Regions from separate parts of the Homo sapiens genome. Here region 1 is linked to region 2. A link is a loop called in an ENCODE intact Hi-C map of the cell type or tissue named here. Cell type or tissue: endothelial cell of umbilical vein. All regions are shown on one strand. Each heading gives the region's core, and the rest is flanking DNA. Links, peaks and the distances in the headings are about the cores only.

The links. Hi-C counts contacts between places; a loop is a spot of excess contacts. Peaks named below come from ENCODE experiments on the same cell type or tissue, not always from the same donor. Only the 100,000 strongest peaks of a DNase experiment are listed, where the experiment ranks them.
Region 1: a loop joins it to region 2, with 11 times the contacts of the local background. A loop is called at or near these places in 10 of 110 quality-filtered maps.

Annotation. Positions count from the first base shown.
Region 1 is chr11:19,588,183-19,604,243 of GRCh38, reverse strand. It overlaps LOC124900310 (small nucleolar RNA SNORA1), which reads left to right and starts at 12,953; the gene lies at 12,953-13,088. It also overlaps a transcript of NAV2 not described here. In endothelial cell of umbilical vein, for the core only: no CTCF peak of the experiment used is centred there; DNase peaks (open chromatin) are centred at 6,883, 7,743 and 8,183; H3K27ac peaks cover 3,251 bases.
Region 2 is chr11:19,668,341-19,684,401 of GRCh38, reverse strand. It overlaps a transcript of NAV2 not described here. Among named protein-coding and RNA genes, the nearest start is that of NAV2, 36 kb to the left of the region's middle. RefSeq lists enhancers at 6,264-6,433, 13,702-14,223. In endothelial cell of umbilical vein, for the core only: no CTCF peak of the experiment used is centred there; DNase peaks (open chromatin) are centred at 4,061 and 7,811; H3K27ac peaks cover 3,183 bases.

The sequences.
Region 1 (16,061 bases), core at 4,216-12,215, 81 kb after region 2:
CCTCCAGCCCACAATCTCTTCTTCTCACAGCCTCTAGAGTAACTCTTTAAAAACGTTTAAGTCACACGATGTTTCTCCTCTGCTTAAAACCCTCCAAAGCCCCCTATCTCACTCACAGTAAAAGCCAAAGTTCTACTGGGCCCTAGAAAGTCCTATGTGATACAGCCCACTGCCTCTCTGATGCTACTGCCTACTTCTCTTCCCCTTGCTCCCTCTCCCCCAGCCACACGCTCTTCCTTGCTGTTCCTTGAACATGCCCAGCATGCTTCTGCCTCAGGGCCTTTGCACATGCCATTCCCTCTGCCCAGAACACTCTTCCCTCAGAACCCTTATAGCTCCCTCCCTCCCTTCCTTCAGGCTCTACTCAAATGTCACTTCATCAGAAAGGCCGTCTTGAACCTCCTATATAAAACCTTCCATCACTCACTATACCCCTTTCTTTGCTTGATTTTCCTTTTGAGTTCTTATTACCAGTTAATGTTATACATCTTTGTTCCTCTGCTTTTTTTCCTCTCTCCCTGCTTTAGATATGCTGCTCTAATATAGCAGCAGCCCAGTCCCTTTTCTCTTTTGCTCTGTTTCTTTTCTTTTTTCTTTTTTTTTTTTTTTTTTGAGATGGAGTCTGGCTCTGTTGCCCAGGCTGGAGTGCAGTGCAGTGGCGCAATCTTGGCTCACTGCAACCTCCGCCTCCCGGGTCCAAGCGATCCTCCTGCCTCTGCCTCCCAAGTAGCTGGGACTACAGGCGCATGCCACCATGCCAGGGTAATTTTTTGTAAGTTTAGTAGAGATGGCATTTCACTGTGTTAGCCAGGATTGTCTTAATCTCCTGACCTCGTGATCCACCTGCCTTGGCCTCCCAAAGTGCTGGGATTACAAACATAAGCCACTGTGCCTGGCCCTCTTTTGCTCTATTTCTAGTCTCTAGAAACATGCCTGGCACATAGTGGGTGTTTATAACTGTGAATATCTCCCTCCCTCCATTTCTGTCCCCCTCTAATACAGCTCCATGCTGCAGCCAGAAGGATCTGCTTACAATACAAATTTTAAATTCTATAATGCTCCTCTGTCACTCGAGAACCACCAGTGGACCTCCCTGCTGCCCACAAGGCAAAGCTACTACGTGACATGGAAGTCCTTTTGTGGTCTGGTCCTACGTAACCTCAGCCCTCTCTGTTGCCATCAGTGAACCCTCTGCCCACGGAGCAGAAATGTGTCATTGCTCCCTGAGTAATGATCCTTTGCTCATGCTGTTCCCTCAACTTAGAATGCCCTTCCTCCCTTTCTCCATCTTTCAGACTCTCACTGTAGTGGGTCGAATGGTGGTCCGCTAAATGATATGTCCACCTGGAATCCATAGAAACAACCACATTTGGAAAAAGGATCTTTGCAGGTATAAAGTTAATGGTATAGATGAGATTATCCTAGATTAGGGTGGCCCCTAAATCCAATAACAAATGTCCTCAGAAGAGAAGAGAAGGGGAGAAGATACAGAGGAGGGGGCCAGGCGAAAACAGAGGCAGAGATTGGAGTGATGCTGTCACAGCCACGAGACGCCTGGAGCCACCAGAGCTGGAAGAGGCAAGGAAGGACTTTCCTCTAGAGTCTGCCAAGAAAGCATGGCTCTGCCCACGCCTTGATTTTTATATTTCTGACCTCCAGAACTGTGAGAGAATAAATTTCTGTTGTCTTAAGTCACCAAGTTTGTGGTAACTTGTTATGGCAGCCCCAGGAAACTAATATACTCTCCCTTCAAGACTTGCAGAGAAGTGGCTGGGTGCGGTAGCTCATGCCTGTCATCCCAGCACTTTGGGAGGCCGAAGCAGGAAGATCATGAGGTCAGGAGCTCAAGACCAGCCTGGCCAACATAGTGAAACCCCATCTCTACTAAAAATACAAAAATTAGCCGGGCATGGTGGTGTGCACCTGCAGTCTCAGCTACTCGGGAGGCTGAGGCAGGAAAATAGCCTGAACTCGGGAGGCGGAGGTTGTGGTGAGCTGAGGTCACGCCGCTGCATTCCAGCCTGGGCAACAGAGCGAGACTCCATCTCAAAAAAAAAAAAAAAAAAAAAAGACTTGTAGAGATGCACTCCTTGCCTCCCACCCCTACTGGGGGATTGTGCATCCTTTTCATACTTGATGTCCCCGATTTCCTGGCCAAAGCTGATTGGACTGGGGATGAACACTTAGCCCAAGCTGGGCCAATCAGAGTGTCACAGGGACTCGAAACTGGGACAACAGGACCATGGGGCCCTGGTGGGGCAGGTCATCTAGGCTCAGAGCTGGGCAGTGTAGGATTGTGTGCAGAAAGGAAGCCATGCAGAGAGGAGCAGGACAGACATCATATGCCCTGATGATTTTCTAGTTCCTAGAGGAGAAGTTCCTGCTCTTTGTTTCTAAAAGATTCCCACTCCCACTTTTCCATAACCTGGCTTGAGCAAGTTTATTTTCCTTGCAACCAAATCATCCCTAAGCTAACAACTGAGCTTTAGTGTCACTTCATCTCTGACCCCATCGCATGGAGAGAGAAGATCCTAGTCTCTGGGCACCTCAGCTCTGTGTCCCCACCAAGATTCACTGTCACCGATAGCAATGTTTGCATGCCAGTTTTCCCCCAAACTGAGCTCTTCAACCAAGAATCAATCTTGTTCTGCCTGTTCCCATTTCCCCATTACCAGATGGGGTACCATGTCTGGGACCACAATGGATAAATAAATGAATAAAGGAAAAAATGCCACTCAGTTATGCCCACAAGAAACTTATGGTCAGGGTAGGAAGCCCAGACTGACACACATACCCAAGAGCACCATCCAAAAAGGACCAAGTAGAGGGCTGCTCTGAGTCCAGGAGGGGAGGCCGGAGGGCCACTGCGGAGGCAAGGGAAGGAGAAATTGTAGAAGTGGGGTGTGGGAGATGATCACTGGACCAGGCAGAAGGCAGGGTGGAAAAGGGAGGATGTTCCAAGTAGGGTGTAGGGGCAGTAGGGAGGAGGAAGCAGCAGCAATTGGGGTATGTGATAGAGATAGGGCCTGACTTTGAGCAGAAGTTTGCAGGCAGGAGCTCTGAAGGAAGGGATCACTGGGCCAGTCCTAGGCTTTGGGTAACTCATCCACCTAGCTGACACCCATCCAGACACTGTGCCCAGTGCCAGGTGTACAGAGATGACAGATAGCAGAATTCAAAGACCAGGCTGAAGCTCTTGAGAGAACAAGACTGTATCTGCTGTTCCAAGGAGGAGAAATAGTATATAAACAAAGCTTCTGTGGAGCACTTTACAGTTTAGAAAGTGCTTTCTCATGTATTAATGATTACAAAGTCACATGGTATAGTAGAAAAAGTGATGCTGCTGCAGAAAGCCTGAGTTAAGATCTTGCCTCTACCATTTGCTGGCTATAAAACCTTCAGCTAAGAACCTCCTTGAGCTTCAATTTCTTCATCTGTAGGATAACACCAGCTAGTGTTTATTGAACACCTAGTATATGCCTACTATTATAATTGCTTTTATGTGTATTAACTTATTTGATCTTCAAAAACAATACTACAAAGTAGTTACTATTGTTATCCCCATTTCGCAGCTATAGAAATTGAGGCTCAAGGAAGCTAAGAAACCCGCCCAAATCACACAACTACCCAGCAGAAGAGGTGAGATTTGAACCCAGTTATTCTGGCTCCAGAGTCCATGTTCTTAGCCACAATGCTGTACTGTAGATGATGACAGCAGCCCCTCCTCAAAAGTTTTGGGGGATCAGTAAGATTAATACACATGTAACTGGCTAGAGGTTATAGGTAAATATTGGCAACTGTTATAATTTTATCCAGTGCACACAATGTTAGAGCAGTTGGTTGCTTTAGCAGATGCTGTTGACAACCTGTCATGTTCCCTTGGCTTAGCCTGGAGGTCATTCACAGACAGTAGGCATGTCCCTCACCTAGGGACATCCTGTCTCTGAGAGATTCTTGTGCATCAAACAGGGCAGGCCAGAAGTGCTGGGGTTCTCATATCCCAGGAGAAAACCACACCCAATGAGGCAGATGAGTTGGTGCATAAACACCCCAGCTTCTTTGTTCCTCCATGGGACAATTCTGAGGTAGGTCCAACATAGTCCTTCAGAGGGCCCCTGTGGGATTGAGCCCAGCTGCCCATTATAGTAACCCACCCATTAGCACACCTTTTATTGGCTTTCTCCTCGCTGTCTCACTCCCCACTCCCTCACAGTGCTTCCTGGAATCACTTCCCAAATAAACTACTTGTACTGAAATACTTACTTCACAGTCTGTGTTGGAGGATCCAAACTAAGACACGGATGCAATTCAGTTTGGAGAGAGAGAAAAGGAAGAGATATACCCATTGAGGCTTGAGATTTTTCTGGGCAGATACTGCCAGGAGAAGAGCATCAGCCCTCGTAGTGAAGGGAAACGTTCCCAGTAACTAGAAAAATGGATCAGCCCTCCCTCATGCTGTTTCTCAAACAGAATAGCCCCTTCACCCACATTTCACCTGACACTTCAAAAAGATTGGCCATCAAGGGATTCTGGCAAGAGCCCTGATGCCTCTGGAGTAGATTACAGAAGCATTCCTTGAAACCTTAGGATGTGAGCATAAAATAAACACAAATAAGCTCCCCTTGTCTAAATAAACCAAGGTACAGTTTGATGAGGCAGTTTTCGTTTTCTCCCTACCCCTTCCACACTTCTCTCCTCAAAGGCCAGGCTTGTTTGCTTACTTATTTAATACTAAACCCTTTGTACCTTCAAAGAACGCCTTTGTGTCTGAGATGAAGTGGAGCATTTCTGCCTGCTGGACACAATTTTCCAAATGAACCTCCAAACACAGAGTAGCCCAGATTATTAACAATAAGACAACCTCGCAGGTTGGCCGGATGGATGAAATGAACAGGAGGTAAGAAGGAAAACATGAAAAAGGATGGATTTTCAGCAGGTTTTTCCAGCCAAACCATTTGCAATTCCACTGGAAAGGATTCTCAGGGGGAAAGAAACCAAAGAACATGGTGAGAAAAAAAGCAAATTACTGGCTCAGCAGTGTGACATCTTCCCTTGACAAGTTGGGCATGAGGAAAGAGAGAAAGACAAGTTGGGCATGAGGACACATTGAAAAGGACCAACGCTGGCCAGCATGATGGCACAGAGGGCTTTGTCACCTCCAAACGTGGGTGGCCTGGGCCACAGTCCTAGGCTGGGCTCAGAAGTGCCCCTGCCATTTCATCCATCATGGAAACTGCACAAACACTAAGAACAGAGGCATTTGACTGGACCCAGACATTTCAAATGGGGGGAAGCTTTCAGAGAACACAGTTGGAACCAAAAATCAACACAAGGATCACCAAATGCACACACACACACACAGGCCATAAAAGAACGTATTATGCAGAGCCAACTAAAGAAAAATCACGGGGGATATTTGCATTGTGAAGCATCCCATTCTCTAATGGGTCAAGTCCTTCCCATAAGAGGCCGGATAACCTACTGGTCAAAAGCTTGGTGGTGGAGTCAAACTCCCTGGGAGAGAATCTCCCTAGCTCTGCCACATATGGGCTGGGTGACCTCGGGCAAATTCCTTAATCTTTCTGTGTGCTTCCATTTCCTCATCTGCAAATGAGGGCTGATAGTAATAATTATATTAACCTCAGAGCATTGTCTGAGGTTAAATGAATAAATACATATACATCACCTAGAAGAGGGTCTGGCATGCCCAGCACATGTTAGCTCTGATCACTACATAACTTCAGCAGACAATAACTCATCAGCACTACAATAGCTTCCCAGGTACAATAGGATAAAAGTTAAAAAGACAAAGCAGCATAAAAGCAGGTCAGACTGAAAAAGAATTCCCTGAAGCTAGGAAACTACCTTACTTCAAACAAAGCACAGTGACCGTCTTACCTGTGTACAGTTTCCTCGGCTCACGGATGGCTACTCGCTGTGGGTGCCACAAGTGCAGTGTGAGCTCTGAGGACCCCCTGGCACCCCCAGGTTCTCTTTGGCATGCTAGAAAGGTCTGTTGGACTGCAGATCAGAAGTGTGGCTGAGGCTGGGGCACTGCCCTTGCAGAAGAGACGGCACACTCCCTCCCCTCTCCCTGCTCCCAAAAGCCGCTCTTCCATCTGGCTGTGCCTGTCACTGTCAGGGGGCGGCGGCATCTGCCTCTGAGCTGGTCAGTGGCTGGGGCCTGGCCCCCCAGGGCAGCAGAAGGGCATGCCATTGGCATGGGTCATAACTGGAGGCCAGCTGCCCCGTGGTCTCTCTGTGCAGAGAATGCTATGTCCCAGACCCACCTGCCCTTGAGAGCAGGGCCCCATCCCTGTCCTTAGCTCAAGACAGGGGCCCAGGATTTTCTTTACAGAGGTGAGAAATGGCCACGGCCATTCCTCCACTCATCTCAGACAAACACACGCACCCCAGTGAAACTCGCAGTTCTGTGCAGACATTCCTCACGCATCCCCGATCCTCCCCACCTCCTTCAGCTAAAAATGCCCACTTGTTTAGACTTCCGCAGCTTGGGCATGAAGCTGGAATTAAAACAGAGACAAAGGTCCACTATCAGTAATTATTTCTGAAGTAACAAGCAACTAATTGGGACTTACTGTTATTAAAAACCTATACGGCAGGCAGTAATTAAACTGCAGCTAATGAGAATTTCTGCACCAGGCTCTGCAGCCACCACATGGCTATTCTCCTCATCCTGGGTGGAAGGGACTGTTGTTGGAGGAAATAAATGGCTTCTTCATAGCCCTCCAAGAGATATTAGTCATATTGGAGATTTCTGCCCCAGGGAAGTCAGTAGTAAGATGGGGCAGCGAGGCAAGACAAGGCATAAATATGAGAAGCCCAGGAACACATGGAGGTTTCTAGATTGGCTGCTATTATCCTCTGGATGGTGACATCATGCCTCTGGGAAATGGCTGTGGGATACTGTCAAGTCAGTAGGAAAACAGCTGAATCAACTCTTTCATAAATAGATTTATTGAGCACTTCTTATGTGTTAGGAGCTCTGGGAGATGCATTTATATACATTATTTCATTTACTCTTCCTAACAGCCTGAGGAAGGAAGTACCACTAGGCCCTGTTTTACAGATAAGGAAACTTGGCTCAGAGAGACAAAGTCACCTATGGAAACTCACCTGGTTGCTGAGCAGAGTGAAGCCAGAGTTGGATCCAGAAGGAAGGAAAAACTTGGAGTCACATTCTTGCATGCAATACAGCAAAGGGAGGCAGTTGGTGGAGTCAGGGGGGCCAGCTAGGTGTGGCCACCTTCTAGCCTCCTGGTGAGCTTGTTTAGCTACCAAAACATTCTGTGCCTCCGTTTCTGCATCTGCAGAGTGGGGATAGTTATACCTACCTACTGGGTTTGCCGTAAAGACGAACAGCCTGCAGATGAAGTGTTTAGCCCAGGGCTTGGTGCATGGTAAACACTCAATAAAGTCCAGTTGTTATTCTAGGTGCTCTACAGATGCTCTCGGAAGTAGTGCCATCATTTGCTGAAACTCATTGTCTGAGCATGGCAGAGGTTTTGTAATAATGAAAGCTGTGGAAGTCTCAGCAAACAGTGTCTGTCTGCCTGTGTCCCTTGGGAAGGGGGCAGACAAACCCAGCGAGCTGGTTCTGCTCTGAGGCCACTGCCCTGGTGTCCGGGGCAGTGGGAGGCTGGCCAAGCTCCCAGACAGCCTGTCTCGGGCCTGGAGCACAGAGCCGTTGCCTCACCAGCTTGTAATGAACTGCGTCTCCATCCTGATTAGGGGAACAATCCTCACACAGAGAGACTCAGGGGAAGGAAATGACAACGTTGTGGGGACAGGGTATAACCTCACCTCCCAAGGAGGAGCTGGCTTCTGGGGAGCCGGTGAATTGAAGGTCACAGCCCAAGATGGTGCCCATCCCCAGGGAGGAGGCTGAGCAGATTCCACTAGGGCAAGTCTAGGATTTAAGAAATGTGCTAGGTTCAGCCAGGCCTCTGTATGCAAGCCTAGAAGGTAGCAGCTCATAGGCTCTGGTTTGCCAGAAAGGGCACACAAGGAAACCAGCCTTCCCTGGGCACCTACCCCATATCATTCCCCATGCCAGCCTTATGACATCAACATTGTCCTATAAAATAGAATTTTAGAGCACTGTCTTTTCCAAAACCGTGGGTTGCAGCCCATTACTGGGTTATGAAAACAATTTAGTGGGTGACTAATACCATTTTTAAAATAACGTGATTAATAAAAAAAACAGAAAATTTCAGAGTGCACTGCACGTGGTACAGATGAGTATTGTTTTAGGAATCTTTTATTTATTTAGTGTAAGTGTGTTTGGGAGCGGAATTGTGATATAAAATACATTTTTTACTGAGAATTATGGTCAAAACTTCTCGAAAGAATGCAGGCTCTGGCCAGGCATGGTGGCTTATGCCTGTAATCCCAGCACTTTGGGAGACCAAGGCAGGGGGACTGCTTAAGTCCAGATGTTTGAGACCAGCCTGGGCAACATAGTGAGACCCCATCACTAAAAAAAAAATTTTTTTTTTTTAATTAGCCTTCATGGTGGTGTGTCTGTGGTCCCAGCTACTCGGGAGGCTCTGAGGTGGGAGAATCACTTGAGCTTGGGTGGTTGAGGCTACAGTGAGTCATGATCGTGCCATTGCACTCCAGCCTGGGCAACAGAGTGAGATCCTGTCTCAAAAAATAAAAATAAAAAAAGAATGCAGGCTCTGAAATCAGACTGACTGGAGAACCTTGATCAAGTTGTAAAACCCCTCTGTGTCTCAGTTTCCTCATCTATAAAATGGGGATAATAATAGAACATTTCATAGTGTTGTTGCATGAAGTAAATGAGTTAATATTATAAAGTGCTTAAAGTGGTGTAGCAGACACTGCTAGCATTCATCAATTTCCCCTCAGCCAATCTCAAAGCCCCATACAGATAGTTCAGTTCCTTGTATGTGCCAATGCCTTCCTGAGTCTTTCTCCTGAGGATGCTCCCTGGTCATGGTTACATGCTTAGCCCAAGGACAGGGCAGGTCAAAGGTGTGGTGGAATGAATGCCCCAGGAGTGACCCTCCACCAATAAGGACTGGAAGATGGTGGATAAACACAGCAGTGGAGATTCTGAGGTGTGTTTCTCAGTCTCTAAGAGGATGTCCAGTGGGACTGAGCCCCCATTGCCCACCAAAATGACTCCTCCCCATCTCACTTCCCTGTTCTCTCACATCGCTTCCTGGGATCCCCTCCCATATAAACTTGCACCTAAGTCCTTGTCTTGGTGTCTAATCTTAATTTTGATGAACTTAAGCAGATTCTGACACAAAGTAAGTGCTTGATAGATGTTAGTTATTACTAATCACGTTCATCTTGAGAGAGGATCTTTGCAAGTGCTTTATGTGCAATATCTCATTTAATCCTCACACCAAGTCCACAAAGTAGGAACTGTGATTGTCCCCATTTTTCAGATAAGAAAACTGAGGCTTAGCAAAGTTAAGCACGCTGCTCAGGTTTACATAGCTAGAAAGGAAAGAGTTCCACTCTGAACCCATGAGTGTTACCAATGCCCCTGTTCTCCACCTCTCCTCTCTATTTAATCTATACAATCACTCTGCCAGCCAGCTACTGTGGTCACTCCCATTTTACAGATATGGAGATGGAAAGCCCAGGGAAATTATTTGCACTCAATTCCTGCACTATTCACTACCATGTTGGGACCGACAACTCATATCCTGACTCGTTACTGTGCTTTCCATGACAGCAGCAGCAGCAGCAGCCTGCTTCTATGTGCCCTGGATACAGAAGACACAGGAGAAATCCCTTCTTTAAAAAAAAAAAAAAAAGTCCCCGAAGTAGAAACCAGCCAGCTACCATCAAACCTTGCAGCACAGGAGAAAGGTAGGATGCGGTTGAAAAGAGACACAATTTTCAAAGACTTAGTGAAACTTACAGAAACTTAATGACACAGACAGATAGAAATCTGTTCTAGTGCTTGAGCCTCAACTCCTCAACCTGGTAAATGGGCCGATGACCTGGTACGAAGTCCCTCTACTCATTGCTGGCCTTCACTTTCAGCTCCTCTTCCTTATCTCCAACAGCCCCACCATGCAACCAAGGTACCTAGAGCTACTGTACCTTTGGTCTGAGCTCCATCTGCATGAAATTCACTGTGATGTTTCCCTGGAAACCTGCTGTGTGCCACACAGAGTGCTAACCTCTCAGTGCCCTAACTTCCTCATCTATTAAATTGGGATAATCCTAGTATCTTCTTCATGAGTTGTCGTGAGGATTAACTGAGCTAATTGTGCAAATCCCATAGCTGGCAAAGGACCCATATCTAGCATATATAAAGAATACTCAAAACTCCACATTAAAAAACAAACAATCCAACCAGAAGATGGGTAAATGACATGTAGAGACAGTTTACTGAAAAGAATATACAGATGGCAAATAAGCAGTGAAAAAATGTTCAACATCACCAGCTATTAGGGAGATGGAAAGTCAGACCATGAAAGGTGTCACTACATACCTTTTAGAGCAGATAAAATTAAAATAGTGGCAACACCAAATTCCAGCAAAGATGTAGAGACACTGAATCACTCACACATTGCTGGTGGGAATGTAAAATGGTACAGCCACTCTCGGAAAGAGTTTGACTTCCTTCCTAAAACACTAAACATATACTAACCATGTAACTCAACAATGGCACCCCCAAGCATTTATCCCTGTGAGATGAAGACTTATATTTGAAATAAAAATCTATACACAAATATTTATAGCTGCTTTATACGTCAAAGCCAAAAACTGGAAACAACCCAGATACTTTTCCTGGTTAAACCATGGTCTGTCAGTCAGTCATGTATCAGTGGTATATCGGTGTGTATCAGTGGTATATTGGTGGCATATCCATGGAACAGAACTCACCAGGAACAGAGGAATGAACTATAGACAGACAACCTGAATGGATCTCAAAGACATTATGCTGAGTGGGAAAAAAACAAAAGCCAAGCTTAAAAGGTCACATACTTTGCCATTCTACTTAGATAACATTGTTGAAATGACAACATTTTGCAGATAGAAAACATACTAATGGTTGGTTGCCAGGGGCTGGGGGTGGCGGAAGGGAGAGGGGTGGGTATGACTCTGAAGGGGCTGCACAAGGGAGATCTTTGTGGACAGGGGAGAGTTCTGTATCTTGATTGCGGTGGTGATTGTGTAAGATTCTCACAATTTTACACAAGTGAGAAAAGGACACAGAACAATACTCACACAGTCAATTGCCTGGTTCTGAAACTGTACTATAATTACATAATGTGTAAACATTGGAGAAAACCAGGTGAAAGGGACCTCTCAGTTCTATCTTTACATGGGATCTCTCAGTACCATCTTTGCAACTTCCTGCAAATCTATCATTATTTCAACATTTTTAAAAATGTTTTAAATGAACTACTTGTAAAAAGCTTAGAGCAGTGCCTAAATGAGCACTTAGTCAATATCAGCTCTCATTACTATTATTTTATTTTCATTGTTACTTCATACAAGTCATCTTAGTTAATGCTAACAATAAACTTGTTATCACAAGTTTTTAAAAATCCCTATTTTACAGGTGGGAATAGGGAAACTCAGACATATTAGATAACTTGTCTAAGTTTGCTTACCCAGAGAGACCTAGGAATTAAAAAGCCCAAGTTCATGGACTTCCCCCAAACATTCAACTATGAAGACCAGTAAGATAAAAATCTTTGCCCACATCAAGCTTTATAACATAGTGGGGGCAATGACAAAAATATAATTCAAATTCAAGTGGAATGTCACATACTGATCTATGGGAGGACAGGAAATGGAGGAATAAAAAATTCTGAGGTGATCTAGGAAGGCTTCCTAGAAGAGGTGGCATTTGGAATTGTTTTGAGGATTGAGTAGATTAGTAGGTGTGGAAAGAAGGCAGTGATGCAGGAAAGGGTATTCCAGGCAGAGAGAACCTGATCATTAAGCGGTGGGAGTGCTTAAACAACAGTAACAAGCCCAAGGTGGCTGAAGCAGCTGGTATGTGACCAGAGGAAGATGCAGATGAAGGACAAGCAGAGGATAGTCAATGAAGATAGGCGCTGAATGAGCAACAAATCAATATTGAATCAATCAAAGGGATGAATATGGGTGCCTCTATGTGGCCTGCTTCAAGCTAGATTCAATGATGATCCAAACGTACGTGGATGCTGGCCATGCAGATGTTATTCTGGGAGGGAAGATCAATAAGTGTGATAGGGGTCAGGACTTAACTGTAGATGGGGCTTGTCTCCTTAGCTTTTGCTCATTGTGGCCTCCATAGCCTGCCTTGGAAGCTGAATGGCCAATGTCTAAAGTGCATGTGCAATTATGACAGCGTCCACAACAAGCAGCCAGCCATCTGTATATGCTGAAAAGCCAGGCAGAACTCTGCTGTGGGTCTTGGGGTCCCAGGAAGCAAAGAGATCTTCCATTTCAGGACCTCAAGATAAAGTTTCTCAAGGTCCTCCCAAGGCTAAGCCCTAGCAGATACTGAAGGCAAACCCCTACTTTTTGTGGGTTATAGGGTCCCACAATGGTTGTTCTGGACCGTGGAATTTTATCTTTCAAGTCCTGATCCCTATCACACTTACACTAATTGATCTTTCCCCCTAGACAATAACATCCGCATGGTCAGGATCTACATCTGTTTGGGACATCACTGAATCCAGCTTGAAGCAGTTCACATAGAGGTGCCCATATTCAGATCCCTTTGATAGATCCAATATTGATTTGTTGGTCATCTGCTATTCTCAGGTTAGAGGTGAGGAAATAAGACTGTTCCTAAGTAGAGAAGAGACAACCATGGCACACTGCACAAAGGGCAATGACAGTGCCTGACCATCTAGACAAAAAAGAATGAGAAACTATCCTGGACCGTGACAAATGAAGGCAGTCACATATGCATAGCTTATCCTAAGAACTGTGAAGGTGATGCCCCATTCTCAAAGAGAATAGGCACTGTTGATCATGCGATCCAGAGATTGTTAATGGGGCTGCATTGAGAAACAAGCTATGTTTCCATTCACAGCAAACACATCGCAGTGGTGACAATGAGACCTGTAACATTTCTGCTAAGGTCACGAGTGAAAATGGGATGCAACACAACCTCAACATTAGAAAAATATTAAAGAATAATGCATTTTTGCTCATTAGCCAAAATAACAATATGCTTTCTACAATTCAACTGCTAGGGCCCTAAAGTGAATTATTTGAAGAATTAGACCCTAAAGATTCTGTATAGGAAGTTTTTAAAGTATTTCATCAGTATGTCTGTATTGAAGTGGAGACAAAAGAAGCCCAACTAAGATGGACAGAAGGACTGTGGATTCAGCATGAATCTCTAGAAAGGCCTATCTTGAAGATAAATCTTGACTCAAGATTTGGAGGAACTAAGATGACCCTGATGGGCAGTGGAACGAATGACAACATGTAAAATTCCTTAAATAAAAATGTATTGACTTAAAGAAAAAACCATAATGGTGGTATTTGGTTGTTTGTGAGCTTTTGCAGTCAGGATTGTTGCTCAAATACCTTCCTCACTTCTCCATATCTGCCCTGGTTTGCCTTTACCACACTGTCCCCCAGGGCCTGGCTCAGTTGATGCTTTTGGAAAATGGATTTTGAGCTGTAAAAGACAGCTTTTCCAGATATAAACTCAAGCTTCTGAAGCAAGAATTGGATTAAAAGGAGCAACCGAAAAGGACCTCAGAGATCCTCTGGGACAATTGCTTTTAATCTGGGTTTCCTGGAGCTTAAAGGTTCTGCAGAGGTGCCTGGGGTGCGGGGAGCTGGGAGGCAGTCCTGGGTAAGGGGGATGCTAAAGTGGCAAGGCTCAGGGTCTCCACCTTCCAGCCAGAAGAGCTCAATGTGACCTTTTTCACCCACTGAAGTTCCAAATCTGTTAGGAGAAAGATTCCAAGGTTTAAGGTTTAAAACCCCCTAAGCTAGTCCAACACCATCATCGTATCATAATTTTAAAAATAGCTGATTTTGAGTGTTTAGTGTGTGCCAGGAACCGTTATAAATGCTTTACATGCATTACCTCATCTAATCCTCGCAGCAGCTCTAAAAGCTAGGTACTATTATTATCTCAGTTTTACAGAGGAGAAAACGTCGGCACAGTGGTTAAGTAATTTGACCAATGCTCGCAGATCACAAGCGAGGAAGCCTAGCCTGGGACCCACACAGCTGGTTCCTGAGCCTACACAATTCACCACTACACAAGACTGAGGAAGTTGAGGCACAGAGAGAGGCAGGAACTTGCCCCAGGCCCCACGGTGAGCTCAGGGCTGAGCCTAGGCTGGAATCCCGCCTCCTGTGCCCTCTTGGATGCTTCTTCCTCCTGACATTCCCCTTCCCTCTCTCCTTCTCTACCCTACAGTGTGCCTTCTGGAACCAACTTACAGGTGGCTTTAAATAGACCATCCCTTGGTTACCAAGCATCTGTGCTCCCACGCTGGGAGCAGCTGAAGGAGATGGAGCTGTGATGGCTGATCGGCTTCTAGGCCCCCATTCTGAAAGGGGCTGTGGCTCTCTCTTGGCTGGAGCCTCACTTCCCACCTGCTGCTCTAGATACATAGAGGCCCTTCACCATTTGCATGCTGTCTATCCAGGCTCACCTACACATGCTCTTGCTATTGTGGATATGGATATGCCCTGTTCCTTTGACCATGCCATTCCCACTGCTGGGAATCCCTTTCCCGCTTTGTCAGCCTGGCGTACTCCTCCTCAAATGTCCTTTTTCCAGGGCCCTGACCTTCCTGACCTCCCTTCCAAGGCAGAATCAACCACACCTTCCCCAGCACTCTCCACATCACAGCACAGATCACTCCGAATTGTAACCACTGATTGAATTTATTTCCTTGATTAAAAATCATGCAGGTGGTCCCATTTTTCCTTTGGTAAAGTCAGGATAGCTCCTACAATCTGCCTCTGGTTAAGCTGGGAGGTTTTTTTTGTTTGTTCGTTTGATTGGTTGGTTGGTTTTTTGTTTGTTTTTTTGTCTTCCTGAAATTCTGTCATTAAATTGATAAACTGTTTTGTAACCATATCATCTTAGGATCCAAGAAATACAGGACTTCTCTGTCTCCCTCTAGACTGTGAGCTCACCTGGGTTGAGGGCCGTGATTCAATGTCTCTGGACACCCAGGAACCAGCACAGAGGAGGCACAGAGGAAGGACCAGGTATGGTGAGTCATGGTGCTCAGGGGCTGGACGGTGCCCTCTGTGCCCAGATCTCCATGGGAGGCATCCCAGAGGCCTAGGAGAACCCCAGCCATCTACCAATTGCCCATTGAGTTCATGAAACTACCTTATGATATGCAGAAAGAAACATGGGCAAGGACAGCAGGCTTCTTTTTCCCCCTCTAACCTGGCACAAATGAGGCTGACCAAGCCCAGCAAGATTCCAAACCACATCACACCCCATGCTCTGACTCCTTTCTTTTTTCTTAGAGATAGCTACCATTGTTGGCTTGTTCCTAGCAGTTAGCTCTCTTAAATTCTTTATTTCTAAGAGAATTTTCCAGCAGGTCTTCCACCATTTTCTATCCTTTTTCATTCTGCCTCCAGTGATCTTCTAGGCCCTCCAACCTATGTCTCCAATGGTAGTTGTGTACCACTTCTTCTGTTTGAACCTCAGCCCTATAAATATGAGGATCTTAGACTTGATAGGGTCTAGCAGGTTACACAGGACTTTGTTTATCATCTTCCTTTTCTCTGCCTATGGCAGACATTACTAATCAATCACAGCATGCTTGCCGTCAGAATTCATCTTCAGGAAGCCACTGTCAAGTGGGTTGGCTCACAAGCTGGGTCATTTTTGCAGCTATGGGCCTAGATGCCCTCTAAGGGAAACTCTAATCAGAGATCCTTGGGTAAAATATCCATACACCAGATTGTTTTGGATACTCCCAAATTTATATAATTTTAAATTTCTCTGTAATGAAATCAATTTGTAAAATGGATGAGTAACTAATTCAGGATTTTGTGGGAGCAGGAGGAGGAACATTTGACTAACCAGTGGACTCTGGGGTCAACAG
Region 2 (16,061 bases), core at 3,589-11,588:
AGAGACAGCCCCCAGTGGTGACAACTGTGCCAGCAGGGCAGATACCTCCTGCTGGGCATTGACACATGAGTCAATACCCTGGGAAAGCTCCCAGAAATGATGGGAGGACATTGTGACAAGGGCTGAAGTCCAGCATGTAGACCTAGGATATAACAGTTGGCATGAAAAGGAAGTATAATTCTATTTAAATTGAGTTCAGGAACAGACATTTTATATATTACCTCATTTTTTCCAACACAATACCCTTTGAAGAAAATGGAGCTAATTATCCCCACTTCACAGATGAAGAAACTAATTTTCAGAGAAGCTCTATCAGTGATTTCCAGTTTTTGGATTTCGCAATCAAGTTAAAACAATTGGGGGAGTGTACATGGATTGTTCACCTCAATTATCTTAGTAAGGAAATTTTAAAAATTAAAAAATGCTACATCTAAACTTATCGTCCCATTTTGGCAAAAGAAAAGATATTTTAATGCAAACAATTGTGGCAGACAATTTAATCAGAATAAAGGTCATTTTTTAAAACTTAATAAAATTATATTGTTGAAGATACAATTTAATATCCTGAGTTTTCTCCCTCCTCTGGGCGTTGGTGAAATGTGGCCTTGTCCTTGTGCTGGTTTGTGGAGTAAAGTTTGCAACCCCAGGGGCTGAATGACTTGCTCATGTCCTGGTCACTCAGCCAGAAAGGGGCAGAGCCAACTCACACAGACCCGACTGGAAGCCCAGCCTTTCTGGATGCCCTGCACAGCTCTGCTCTACTGAGGCAGGCAGTGGGGACCACAGTGCTATCCAAATCCTTGCCAAGGTGCTCCAAGAGAACATCCAGGCCTTGCCTGACTCTTCTCCCCACAGGCCTCTTGGATGGGCCCAGTCAGCTGGCTGAGAACTCTACCAGTAATGCCAGCATAGGGGATTTGGCTGAGCTCAGTACAATATGTTTTTATCTGTACCAAATTATGACCCATAAAAATTCAGTCCTTGCTAGGACACAAGCAGCTAAAAAAGAAGGTGACCCAACTCAACCTTTTCTCTTTTAAGAAAACACATCACTGACCCCGCCTTCCTAAGCTGCTGCCATGAGGCTTTCTGTTACACCCCGCAACCCCTGACATTCCGTTTAGAGGAAATGAAAAACTACTCTCTCTCCTTGGCCCTCCCCATTCAAACAGGCTTACATGTGTCCCAGAAGAAGGCCACTGATGACTTCCCAAACTCCCGGCTACTCTTCCTTCCTCAGAGAAACACAAAATATTAGCACTACAAGGAAATTTAAGGATCATTTAATACAAATACCCCCATTTTATCTATATGAACCAAAGCAGTCACTGAAACCCAGATCTTCTAACTTCTAGCCAGAACCAGGGTGGCACAGTTGACAATCCACAGATTAACAAAGGTTTGAATCTAGTCCTCCCTCATCCTAGTTCTGCAACCTTGGAAAATGCTTCACTTCTCTGAACCTCACTGTTTTCATCTGAAAAATGGGCAAAATGAATATGATATGTTTTGGATGTTTGTCCTCTCCAAATCTCATATTGGAATGAGTGTTGGAGATGGGGCCTGGTGGGAGGTGTTTGGTCATGGGGGCAGATCCCTCATGAACGGCTTAGCGTCATACTCCTGATAGTGTGTTCTCACTCAGTTCATGCAAGATCTGCTTATTTAAAAGAGTGTGTGGCATCTCTGCCCTCTCTGTCATGCTCCCTCTCTCACATGTAATATGTAGCCCCCCATCCCTTCTGCTATCATTGTAAGCTTCCTGAGGCCCTCGCCAAAAGCAGATGCTGGTGCCATGCTTGTATAGCCTTCAGAATCATGAGCCAATTAAACCTCTTTTCTTTATGAATTACCCAGCCTCAGGTATTTCTTTATAGCGACACAAATGGACTGACACAATACCAGCCTCCCAGGTCCTCGCAGAGGTTAATGGGGCTATGTATATAAAGCACTTCACAATGTGCTTGGCACATTGACCGCAGTGCTCATTTCCACAGTACACATTTCCTTTCTGGGCAGTTTACGAACTTCTCTAAGGCTCAGTGTCCTCATCTGTTAAGTAGGATAACAATTGGATTATGAGATAAGGCATGTGTGTAAAAAGTTTAGCACAGTTCTTAGCACATACCAAGCATGTGGAAGCAATTATTATTAGCATGGTATTATCACCAGCCCCTTCTTTCTTTCTTTCTTTCCTCCCTCTCCAGATTCCCACTCCTCAATCTACATAAGTCAACAGAGCAATGTGTAGGGTGTACCATGGGGTGAGTATGTTGTATGTGGGTAAGGTGCTGTCTAGGGGAGTGAGTCCAGGTGCTGTGCCTGATGCTCTGGTGGTAGTGGGCAGCCCTGGAACCCTGCAGAGTGAAGTCCACTCTGTGGCTTGCTCTCTCTCAGCTGCTTGATCAGATCATGTGACTAACACAAGCTATCTTGATATTGTGGACATCTATCTATTCCCTGCTAGATGTATTTTCTCAGGTGGAGGTGTCCTAATTTCTATATGAAACCACCACGCAGCCTCCTGAGGCTGCCAGACACCTGACACGTACATCCCACAGGAATTCCATTCAGATGTGTCCACAGGTCTCAGTGGATTCCCACAGTGGCTTCCTAGCTACCTGGTCTGGAGGACATGCTTACTATGCATTGGTGAGAGTTTCTGGACACTGAATACATGTTCTGTATAGAGAGATTTCCTGTACTCCAATCCCAGACTTGCCAAAGGCTGGCCAGATCCTCCCAGAACTGCAGGCTATTGGTGTGGAGGACCAAGGGCTCATCCCAAGGGGCAAACCTATTGCTAAATCCCATCAGACTGGTCACCTCTTTAGAGGGACTTAGGCAGACCAGTGGGCCATTAATGCCAAATAATTAAATCGATAGGCTTCTAGAAGATAAACCTGATCTCAACTCAGCTAGCCATTTCACACAGAGTGGTGCAATTACCCCCAAATTGCAGAGAGACCTGGGTTCAAACGCTAACTCTATCACTAACTGACTTTGGGTGTTTCCTCACCATTCAAAACTTCAACTTCCCTATATATAAAATAAGGACAAGCAAATCTATCTTTTATAACTGCGGTGAAATTAAATTGAAAATTGATGATACTTCAATGCCTGGCACATTGTCATTATTTGATAATGATCCAGTTAGGACAAAACATATGAAGAAGGACTGCCAGGTCAGGGGACGTCCCTGAGAGAATCTCACTGCCAGGCATGACCTTGTCCCCAGAAGCTAGATCATTTCAGTTCAACCCCTGGCTCTGTCTCTCATTAGTAAGTTAGTTAAATTCTGCACCTCAGTTTCTGTCTCTATCTGTAAGTGGGGATAATGATAATACCTACCCCAAAGGGGTTTGTGATGATTAAATTAATTACTTAATGTAAAATGCTTAGAACAGTGCCTGGCACCCGCTAAGTGCTGCAAAAATGTTGGCTATTCATAATAGAACTAAGTGATTCATCAGTAGTCTGAAATAAATTCCTAAAGCATGGGCTTTGGAAGCCCTTGATTGTTTGGCTTTACTGAAATGACAGGTGCAAAGAAGGCATGAGACCCCTACCGTTCTCTCACGTGAGCTCATTCCTGAGCAGAAGAGCCGTGTTTTATAATAATTACCACTTCTGGAATGCTTGCCATATGCCAGTTCCTTTATAAATTTTAGCTCTCATTCTCACAGGAACCCTCTTATATAGGCATTATTATCCCCATTTTGCAGATAAGGAAACTAAGGTTCAGATAGGTGAAGTGATTTTCCCAAAGGGGCACAGCAGGTAGGGGTAGAGGCAGGATTCAAATGCAGGTCTGTCTGGCTCCATAGCCACAGCCTCCTTGCTTCCCTAAGCAGAATGGGGTTCCGCATCCCTCCTGTGTGTGCGGGTGAGGGGTGTGTCCTACAGTTCCCCAGCACTCATTCAGCCCTACTGGCCTGGCTGGGTGGTTGATATTTAAAAACTGGAGAGGAGGGGAAAAAAACCCTTAAAAACAATAAACAGTGATTCAGACTGAGTCTTTACTCAGGCGGTTACGGGAAACTGGCGGGAGGCGACAGCCTTAGTCACTTAGGAATGGCCGAGCCCCTGACTCATGGGCAGCAGATCACGCTGCTCAGGACAGAAGCCAGCACTGCATTCGGTGCCAAAAAGGCAGGAAAACGCTCTAAAGAGGGGGGTGGGGGATGAAAAGAATGATGTGCTGGGGCCAGAGCTATCTTTTGTGAGGAGGCAGGCTTGTCCTGGGTGCTGGAATAACATCCAAACCCCCAAGCCTGATGTTCCAGCCCCCTTTCTGGAGCCCTCCTCTTTTCCAATCTGATTTCTCTCTATTCTCATTCAAGAACCCCACCCTCCAGCCAAATGGGATGGCCCACTGTGCCCAGGATGTCCTGTCTTTGCCCCTCACTCCAGGTGCCTTGGCCCCCAACCCTCCTGGCCTCTCTTGTGCCCAATAGGTAGGGCTCCCCTCCAGGGGCCCTTCCTCTTGCCTTCAGCACTAAATTCAGCCCCTCATTCCTCAGGTATTTAAGGAGCACACATTATGTGTTAAGTTCTATGTTAGATACTGGAAATCCAAAGATAGCTTAGACACAGTCCCTGCCCTCAGGAAGCTCATACCTAGTGTTTGTTTCAGTACCAGGTACAGGAGTACACAGGTCACAACAAGAACCGCCAAAAAGGAAGGGCTGTGATGTGGGGAGCACAGAACACAGCCGGGGTGTCCCAAACCACCCTAGGAACCAGGGTTCCCTAAAGGACGTGATGTTTGAGATGAATCTTGAAGAGTAGGAATGAGTCAAGAGATGGTGGGGTAGAGAGGGGAAGGATATAGAATCATCTCTCTCTTCTAAACAAAAACAGAAACAAAAGCTGAGGCAGGTACTGTGAGTTTATTGTACCAAAGGGGAAGGAAATGAAGAAAAAACAGAGGGGCAAAATAATAGCCCCCAAATCTTTTTGTGTTTTTTTGAGACAGAGTCTCGTTCTGTTGCCCAGGCTGGAGTGCAGTGGCACAATCTCGGTTCACTGCAACCTCCGTCTCCCAGGTTCAAGTGATTCTCCTGCCTCAGCCTCCAGAGTAGCTGAGACTACAGGCATGTGCCACCACGTCCAGATAAATTTTGTATTTTTAGTAGAGATAGGGTTTCACCATATTGGCCAGGCTGCTCTCGAACTCCTGACGTCAGGTGATCCACCCGCCTCAGCCTCCCAAAGTGTTTGGATTACAGGCGTGAGCCGCTGCACCCAGCCAGCCTCAAAATCTTGTTAAAATTTTGGACTAATTCCTCTCAGCCTTTTCTCCATATAGCTCTATGTGTGGAGACATATACATTTTTAAAAACCCAAAACATGTTAATCTGACCGCTTTGTAATTTGCTTTTCACATTTAACAACATAGGAAATCTTTCTATGTTGATAAATATTAGTCAACATAACAGATGCCACAGCTGATCTGGCCTGAGAGAGGTCGGTTTAGCTCGTGGAGGTGGTGGGAAATTCTGAATTTGAACACCTAGCACTGGGGAATGTACTCATCCATTCTCCACAGGCCCCACCTCTCCTCGCTGTCTTACACAAATAAGATCTGCTTCTCTGTTCACATCAGCTGCCTGGCCAATCCGGGCATTAGCATTTTGAGCCCCTGATGCTCAACATTTGAATGGCTATGTGGTATCTCGGAAGATGATGCCCCTTGATTCACCTGGCATTTTCCCCATGCTTCTCTTTCGACACTGCCAATTTCTACCCTAGATAGCAATTGATCACACAGCTGCTGCCTTCCCATCTGCGGGCTCCTCAGACGCGGGTTCTATATGTGATGTTTCTTGCTCTCCCATCACAGAGCCTAGCACAGCTCTACTGTGACTTGCGCACAACAGGCAGTCACTAAACAGTTGATGAAAAGAGAAAGGAGGAAAGTTACAGGGTTAAGCTCTTGACCCCTCCCAGTGCAGGTGAGACACCCATTTCATCCAGATCCTGCAGCGAGATGACAGGCATGGGCTCCGGAGTAAGCATGCCTGGACTCCTATTCTGGTCCCACCACTGACTAGGCTAGGCAAGTTATTTAATCTTTCTACGTTTCATTTCTCATGTACAAAACGAGAATACTAATTGTACCCATTGTGCTAGGCTGTTGTGAAGGTTCAATCCTACAAAAAAGGAGCTTAGAACAGAACCTGGCACACAATCACAAAAGTTAGCAATTGGTTTTCTTCTTATCATCCTTATTATCTTGGGCGCTCTCCAAGTGCAAGTTGGGACTCAACTCCCCTCTGAAGGAGGCTTTCTTCTTGGTCAGCATCCCCTCGCTCCTATTCCTGCGGCGCAGCCTCTCCCTCTGGAGAGGGGTCTCTGGCCAGTCCCCAACCTGACAATAGGGATGGATTCTCTTCTCCTCAAAGGAGAAGGATACTGGGATTGTGGCCAGCAGTTTCCAGGCGTTTGGAAAAACCTCAGTGGGTTAGACCAGGGGTTGGCAAACTTTTTCTATAAAAGGCCAGATAGTAAATATTTTAGGCTTTGCAGGCCATATGGTCTTTGTTGCAACCACTCAATCTTGCCCTTGTAGCATGAAGGCAGTCATGGACAATACAGAAACGAATGGTCATGACTGTGTTCCAATAAAACCGTATTTACAAAAACGTGGCCAGCTGATTTGGCCTGGGGGCCATAGTTTGCTGGCCTCTGTAGATCAATCACAAAATCACTCAGTCAGGGCTGTGAGTCTTCTCTGCTTCTCTGTAACCCTGAAAATGCTCCTTTCCTTCCCTGAACCTAATTTTTGTCATTTATCAATTGAGGAGTTTGGGACAGATAATTTTTAGGAGTCATTCTGTCTTGAAAATGCAATAAGTCTATGACTGACAAGCTGTGTGACTTTGGGCAAGGCCCGACCCTCTCTGGGCCTCAGTCTCCTCCTCTGTAAAATGAGGGGATGCATTGATTATCAAGCCCTGATCACAAGCCGAGTAGGACACACTGGGCTTGGGAGGCACCCAGACCATGGCCAGGTGCTGCCTTTGCCCACCTCACTGCCTTTCTTCCCGCAGCCAGGGACCTCTGCAAGCTGTCACCCTGGGCTCGGCCAAAATTCAGTCATGCTTCGTGATGCAGTCAAGTTGCTCTTGCCCAAATGGCTTGCCTGGAAATCACTCTGCAGCCAGACTGCAGCAATCCAGGTTGGATTACGCCAGGCATATGGGGAGACTCTTTGTGCAGGGTGCCAAGTGGCAGTACAGGCTGGGGTTAGTATCACCATGGTCTGGACCCGACTGCAGCTTGCCCCAGAGGCCTGTAGGGACAAGGAGTTCTCCACTTCACAAGGCCAAGTTGATAGCCTTTTTCTGTGGCTGGCAGTCTTGATTCTTTCCTTGAGAGGCCGTGCCTTCACTCTTGGTGTGGTTAACAGGCGCCCACAAACTCACACATGCACACACAATCACATGGTACTCTTGTGACTGTCACATCCTAGGAAATGTCTTAACGATCTAAGGAGAGTCAGGAAGCTCTCCAGACCCAACCAAATGCTACTTTTATCCCCGTAAAAAGAGAGGGCCAGCTGCTCTGGCCTGACCCACAATAAGGCAACCCTTAGAAGATGAATTGAGTCGCCAGTGGGAAACCACAGCATCCTCGTGGCCTAACCCAGGCCTGGGACAGCCTGGTTCTCTGAGAGCCAAAGTGCCAACAGCAATGACACCACCAGCACACTGGGCAATTCTACCCAGCAGATGCCTCCACCCCATAGAGTGCATGACGTCCACATCTTCCCTGGGGTATCGGAATAACAAAGGCTGTGTCCCAGCACTATTGTACAGCTAGGGAAGGCCGGAAACCAAGCTACAGGAAACTGGTTGCTATGGTTTCCTTGAGCGTAATGCCACAGAAATTGCTTTCTAAAAATTTTTTTTTTTTCAGGGAGAGGTAAGGAGGGAAACACTGACTTCAATATTTACCATGCACCAAGCATTGTGCTAGGTTGTAAATACTCAAAGTGAATCACTAGGATTGGTAGTATTATCTTCATTTTGCAAATGAGAATATGGAAGCACAGAGGAACTAAGACTCTTGCTCACAGACACACAGCTGGAAGGTGGGAGAGCCAGTTATGAACCCAAGATCTCCACACTGCAGTGCATGCTCCTTTTCAAATATATGTGGTGGGAGCCAAGAGATCTTGCAACCTAAAATATTCTTATTATGAGGCCAGACTGGAGCAGGGAGGGGGATCGAGGAGGAAGGGACAGGGAAGAAGCTAAATGAGAGAAATCAAACAGCTGAGGAATGAAGACTGATGCCTTCTGATGTGCCAGAACAAGGCTCTCAGGGTGGGTAGAAGGGGCACAGGACTTGGCACCAAAGGGCCTTAGTGTGAAGGTCACCTTCCTCACTCCCAGCCAGAGCCTCCCACATCTGTAAAATGGGTATAACAATCATATCTGCCCTTAGGGTTGTTGTAAGGATTAATTGAAATAATATACATCAAATGCATGGTACAGAGTAAGCACTCAGAAAATGTTAACATTCTTGCGATTGATATTATTATTAATTATACTGTTGTGAAAACTCGTGAATTACCAATTGCTGTACAAATATCAATTAGTTTCGAGGGGACTTGAGCAACTCTGAGGCTAACTCAGTTGAGGGAGTAGAGCTAAAACACATTTGGGCCCCGGGACTGGCCATGCAGGTTGGTACACTCCACAGCTCACACACTGTACAAAGCAGCCCTGATTTATTGGCGCATAGAAGGAAGCTTCCTACCACACATTTCTCAGTCAGTGATGCAAGCATTCATTCCACAGGTATTTATTGAACACCTATTTGCTATGTCCTGTGCCAGGAGGCATATGACATGCTCCCTGCTCTCCAGGAGCTCACAGACAGTGAAGGAGACAGAAAAGCAACTACAGACTGATGCCTCATATAGTTGGACACAGGCAGTGGGTGTCTACTCTTTACAGGGAGTGTATGCATGCGTGTGTGAGCATGCGTGTATGTGTCCTGGTGGGCAGGAAAGGCTTCTCTGAGAAGGGAGCCCTTAAGTTAAGCCTTAAAAAATAACTGGGAGTTTATCAAATAAGTGAGGGAGGGCAGACTGGGAAAAAGGAATAATACCTACAAAGACTCCAGGGCATTTTTGAAACATATGATTAAAGTTTAAGTGTACATCCATGGCGTAGAGTCAGGGAGAGCTAGAGAGGTGAGTTGAATGAGAGATGGAATGGAAATAAAGGTTGGGACCAAGTTGAACAGGGCCTTTTTTACCATGCTAAGGATCCTGGAGGTTTCTCTCTGCTGAGGCAAGAGGAGGAAGCTGCGGTGTGCATGAAGGATGTGGCCATGAGGTCTCTGGAGGTCCTGAGGGGGACGGATTAGAAGCACTCAGGCTCTTGATCTCTGCTAGGCACCTTACTGAGCTCTTTGCATGGATTTCCTACTTTGATTCTCACCCAAACTCCATAAAGTGGTGCAACTATTTCCCCATTTTGCAGAGGAGGAAACCAAGGCTTAGCTAAATTCTGTGTTAGATTTGAACCCAGGGAGGTGGCCCTTTGCCCTCCTAATAGCTACTGCCTCTTACTGTGGACAGGGAGTACATTTCAGAGGTCAAACAAGAGGCCAGGAAAGAAGTTATGAAGTCTGAAGGAGGGAAGTATCTTGTGGGTGGAGGCTGAGGTGGAAAACCTTATGTTCCAGGCAGAGAAGTGCCCAGGAAGCCTGAGGCTCAGGAAAACCTGCTCTCTAGGTGATCTCACTCACAGAAACTTGAAGCTGTTAACACATAGCCATTGAGATTCCTTTCTGGGTTTGCCCCCACCTTTTGTTTGAAGGAGGTAAGCCTGGCCCGTGACAACACTTGAGAACAAACTGCTCACTGCAAAACTGGGAGAAGAAAGCAGAGGCATATACCCTTTTTTCCCTTGGGGAATTTGACCTTTGGGGCTCGTTGCTTATAACCTTCCATTGAAAAAAAATTGCTACTTGGGAGCTGCAGTCATTCCTGCCTGTCAAGAGTGGCCCTCTGGCCCAAAGGCTGGCACCCAGAAGGACTTGCTCTCCTTTTGAGAGCGCGCCCTCCCGTCCCTCTTGTGTAAATAAGTACCCTGGAGTGGAAATAAAATAATAATTGGGGCACAGTTATTCTCAGGCCAGTCTCGGGAAGTTTCCAGGCAGCTCAGGGAGACGGCGGCTTCAAGAGTTCCTGATGCAGAGGTAACAGAGAAGGTGAGTTGGGGCCAGCAGGAGAGAGCGCAGAGGAATAGCCTGATGCTTAGCCAAAAGCTCCTTCCACAACCCAGGCCAGAGGCACTTGGCTGCACAGCCCAGGACTGACGACGGCCCACGCTGCTTTCCAAGCGCCCCTGAGTTGCTGTTACTTAATTAGCTCCATGGCCATAAAAGGCTGGCTCAGCTTGGAGGAGGCGCCTGGCCCCAAGAAGCAGCACACTGAAGTGTCATAAAAACACAGCATGGAGAAGGGGCAGGAAAAGGAAGGGCAGGTGGGAAATTCAAGTCATCTTGGGTCTGTTGTTTCTAATAGGGCTTGCTCACCCTGGCCTGAAAGGATCCTGGGACCCTGCCCCTGAGCCCTGGTTGCTCACATTCACTACTGTGCCTAGATTTAACCCATCATGGAAGGGAGGGAACAGGCCCCGAGAGCAGAAAGTTGCAAGCTTTGGTGCTTGTGGTGTTTAAACAAAACCAGAAGACAAGGCACACAAAATTTCAGCCCTCTATTTAAAATCATTGCCAGGATTCTTATAAAACTGACTAATGTGCCACTTAATGTCTTCTGTTCCTCCCCAATTAACACCTCAATTTGAGAAAATTATTGTAGAGTATAGTGCCAAGGAAACTTGTTATCAGAGAAGCTGTGCTCACAGGGTGGTGAGAGGAGAGGTTTGGAATCAAACTTCTCTGGGTTTGAATTTTGGCTTGGGCACAAGCTGGCTGTTTGACCTTAAGAAAATAACTTCACCTTTCTGTTCTTCATTTGTTTCCTCATCTGTCAAATGATGATAATAATAGGATTTATTTCTTAAGATTGGTAGAAGAATTAAAATTCTGTGCATAAGGCACCCAGCACAGTGCCTGGCATATAGCAGATGCTCAAAAAACACAGACATATCTGAATATATTCATAAAACTCAATGTAGCATCTCTAGCATCCTGGTTCTATAAATGGAGATAGTAATAAGTATCATTACAGGGTTGCGTGTGGAAATTCCTTCCATGGTAATGGTCCTCAGCATATGCTAAGTATTAGTCTTTTTCTCTTTTCTTTCCCTCCCTTGCCTAGGCTGCTCAGAGGTTCAGAGCCAAATTCAATGTTTAATATAGCTCTTGGGCAATGGCTATTTCTTTTCCTTTCTATTATATCAACCATGTTGTATCCATGTAACTTGTTACAACCTGTCTCAAATTCCTTTTGAAGAGAGGCCAGGAGCAAACAAACACACAAACACTTACAAATCTATATTCTGCCCCATGGGAACTCTTCCCTGTTCCTCTGCCTGCCTCCTTAAGACCTAAATCCTCTGGCTTAGAAGGTACCATAAGCTGCTAGCTAGTAGCTGCATGGTTCCCTGACCCCTGATTCCCACTGTTTCTGACACAGAGGGCACTCAACCTGCCCATGGGCCTATCCTGAGCCTGAGCTGGTTGGTGTGGGAGGTGCCAGCTTGCGTCATCTCTTAGGCTCCTTCCCCATGTCCTCTCTCTGCTGCTGGTTCTGTGTCAATTACCCTCAGCATATCCCTCCTGCCCTCCATCCCTTGGGTCAAGCAGATGAGAAAGAAGTCCCATTGGCCACCATTTGCAGAGCATTTACAGGGGCTCACTGGCTCCTGAGGATACCCCCAAGAGGAAGATCCTATCATGATACCCCCTTTATGGGTGGAAAATTAACACTTGGAGAAATAGAATAACTTACTCAACCAAGGTCAGTTGGTGGCAGAGCCAGGAATAGAACCCAAGCTGAGGAAAAATGAATCACAATGCCACTTTGACCAGCAGCGATACCCATGTAGATCTCCCTCACTGCTAAGGGTTGAATGCACATTCAGGCTCTGCAACTTTATAAGAATAAAAAAATGGAGAAAAGTTAAACAACCACACAAATCCCAAATATTTCTTGAGCATGGACTCAGGACCTGGTGTTGGGCTGGGGACTTGGTGAGACTGTGCACTGCACTTTGCTATGTGCCTGGAAGCATGCTCGGCAACTCCACTCAGAGTTCCCAGGAGATGTAGTGCTGGTCCCTGCTCCATCCCCTGGCTTGCTGTTCCCTCAGCCTAATCTCATTCCTCCTTTCTTCCTTCTCATTTCTCATTCTTACTCAACTCGGAAATCTTCCCCAAGAAGTCTACATTCCCACAGCGCTTGGTGGCACCCATCACTATTGTAATGGCCTGTCTGTGAATGTCTCTCCCTCTAGACAGGGCATTTTCTGCGGACATGAATCAAGCTTTACACATCTTTGAATTCCCCACATGTAGACCAGTGCTAAGCATGCAGGAGGAGCTCCTAAAGGTTTGTTTACCTAAACCAGGAGGTGGCAAATTACAGCCCATGGGTCAGATCTGGCCCTTGGCCTGTTTTCGTCTGGCCCCTGAGCTAAGAATGGTTTTTACATTTTTAAAGGGTTGCAAACAAATAAAGCAAAAACAAGAATATGCAACAGAGACAGTACACGGCCGTGCAAAGCCTGAAACATTTATGATCTTGCCCTTTATGGAAACAATTTGCCAACCCCTGCTCTAAACTGTTGAAACTCAGTCTTGTGCAGGAAACAGGTGGGGCAGAGGAGCTAAGGGGACAAGTGGGGTTCAGTCTGACAACAAGGAGCTTCGCTGGATGCAGGAGAAAGACAGGAACCACGAGAAACAGGGGAGGGAGCACATCATGCCAACCTGTGGTGGGAGCAGGGAGCACTCAGAGAGACTCCACAGAGCAAGCTGAGATCAAAGGGCCAGTAGGGTTTTCAGAGTCACCATCAACAAGACATATTCCTAGCTGAAGGACAGGACATAAAAACTACATGAAATAAGAAGCTCTGTGTAAAGAAGCCGATAACCTAAGAAATCACGCCATAAATTATGGAGGGATACTGTGTGCTTGTGTGCTTGGGATTGCTAAATGTCATAAGTTTTTTAAAGCACAAACCAGTAGTTGGTGAGACAAGAACAAGAGCAAACAGTACAAAACTAGGGAAATCTCAAGAACTAGATCAGAGATACATGGCAACCAGTGCTAATTGATCACCATCTTCTTTTATGATAGGCTCAGATGTAGCTTCAAAATGCCTGTCAGCCCAAGCTCCAGCCTGCTCTGTGCACTTAGCATGCACCCCGGAGGTGTAACCATTTGCCATCCTTAGACTAGATGGAGTCTCCAGACTCTTGGCATAGCGGGGGCTTTGAGGAGAGGGGCTGGGGAGCTGGGTGGACCCAAGGAGCTCCTCCCTTAGCTGCGCTGGCATTCCAAGGGGCCGGATGAACTAGATTGTGGCTGCAGAGTGCTTAGACTAGGCCACTGGGGAAGACAGGGTGTCATTATTTATCCACACAAAGGGCTGCGTGGTTGTTATGTCTTTATTAATAATTTCCTGTGGGCTCAGAGGTGCCCGCAAGCTGCAGCATCACCTAATTGGCTGCTTCTGCCTTCTATGTGACCCAGCTGCCGCTTCAAAGCCTGGGCCTTCCTTTGGGTGTGGAGGGACCAAGCAATTAGCACCCGCCTCCTCCCTCCTCTGCTCAGTGAGTCAGAGAGATGCTTGGTCAGCAGTCCTCTTCTCCTGGCCTGTCCTCTGAGGACTTCAGACACCCTCAGCAGCCTCAGATGAGGAGCCACAGGGTGGCTGCAGCCTTTTCCTTGGAATGTGACCAAAGAACATGCACTGTCCCCTCTCCGCGGGGTTCCCTGAGCACTGCAAGGGTAGACACTTCACTTGGCAAGTATCTGTTGAGCCTGTACTGTTTGTAAACTCAGCGGGAGTCCCCGGAGATGCAGCAGTGAGGAGGAGTGGCTTGGCCTTTTCCTTGTGGAGTTCCTAGGAAATCCAACAAGGCTGTGATGGCCCGGGGAGATCAGAGTTAGGTGAGCAGGCAGCAAACCCAGACTCCGGGAATCAAGGAAGTCTTGCTAAAGGATCTGAGGCCTACGCAGAGATGTCATGGATGGGTGGGAGTCACTGCTGTGAGTGGCAAGGAGTATGCAGGTTCTAGGCAGAGGCAACAGCGTGTGCTAGTAGAGGCAACACAGTGTGCGTGGCATATGTGAGGGACTGAGGCTCAGAGAGGCTGGATCATAGCTTGCAGGGTGGGCATGACAAGGAGAGGCCGGAGTCCATGAGTTAGTGAAGGCAGGAGCTGGATCGCATGGGACTTTGTGGCAAACTGAAAGCATTAGGGCTTTTTCCTGAGTATGTTGATGTGTGTATGCAGGGCATATGATTATATTCACATTTTAGAAAATCTTGAGATCTAGATCCCAAGTGGGATTTAAAATCTGACCCACTGGGCATCACCCAGGACAAGGGAGGAAGGAGCCCCATCTCACCATGGGTCACCATGGGCAAATGGGTCTCACTCATTGGCACTTGTCCTTAAAAGGGCACTGAAAGGCACTTGGAATTTACTAAGAGGAAAGGGAACTGGATAGGGTACTGGATAGGACCCTCTTACCAAGCTCAAACCACTCAGCCAGGTGCTTCTGGCTCAAAGGCTCACTAGTGCTGAGCTTCATTGCAAGCAGGATCTCACTGGCGGTGGAAGGAGAGGGAGCTGTGAGCTCCATGGTACCCAATGCCTAACCTTTGGTAGGTAATCCATACAGTTAGCACTTAAACAGAGCATACTGTGCACAAGGCACTGTGCTTTACACATCCCAACTCATTTAATCATCCCCAGACCATGAGAGAGGTGCTATTGTCATCCACACTTCAGTGATGTTAAAATTGAGCACAGAGAGGGTAAGTCACTTGCCCAACCCCATATAGCAGGTACATGGTAGAGCCACTTTTAGTGACTCAGTGAAGAAGGAAAGGAAGGAATGAGAAAGGCCATCTGAGGCTTTGGAATGGGAAAGTATTCAGTGAGATGAAATGGAGTAGATGAGAACACTGGAGTGACAGTGCATGTAGGTGTCCAACATGGCTGGAGCCTGTGGGGAGTGGGCAGTGAAGCCCATCTTGCAGATAGCTTGTGCAATTAAATGGCCTTTCATACAGAAAGGCCCAGTGTAGCTTCTGGCACTGAGGAATAGCTCAATAAAACTTTGGTGCTGGCTGCACTGTCTCTTTGTGCCCAGTGCCCCTGCTAGAGCTAACCATCTCTCTAATGGCCGTCACTTGTCCAGCCATGGATTTTCCCATTCACCTGTCTGCTTGTCCTTCATTTTGCTGGCATCCCAAGAGAATGGACAAGAGATGAAAATCCAAGGTTTCCTAATTGTCTCCCATAGGCCTGTCATGTATAGGGAAACACTCAACAAGCATGAAATAGGAGATTATTGTCTGTTACCTGCATTCTGCCTAGACAGCAGGCTAACTAATACCCTAAGGGAGAGAGCCAGGGATCCTGGGGCCTTACTTCTGATTTGGCAAGCAGATGAGCTGATGTGAAAGAGTGTGAATTCTCAGCAGCCACAGATTGGACACCAGGGTGAGGTGGCTCAGCGTCCCTGTCTTCAACCTAGCCTTGAAACAAAGGATGAGTCAAGGGCCTGAATGAGGAGGGACAGGAAAAGTGTGCCCCACCCTGGATTGAGATGATGCAAGATCATCACTGAGCTACAAACACACTTCAAATCACTGGACTATGGAACGTAGGGCTACTTTTTTTTTTTTTTTTTTTTTTTTGAGACCGAGTCTCATTCTGTTGCCCAGGCTAGAGTGCAATGGCATGAATTCGGCTCACTGCAACTTCCACCTCCCAGGTTCAAGAGATTCTCGTGCCTCAGCCTGCCAAGTAGCTGGGACTACAGATGTGAGTCACCACGCCTGGCTGATTTTTGTATTTTTAGTAGAGGTGAGGTTTCGCCATGTTGGCTG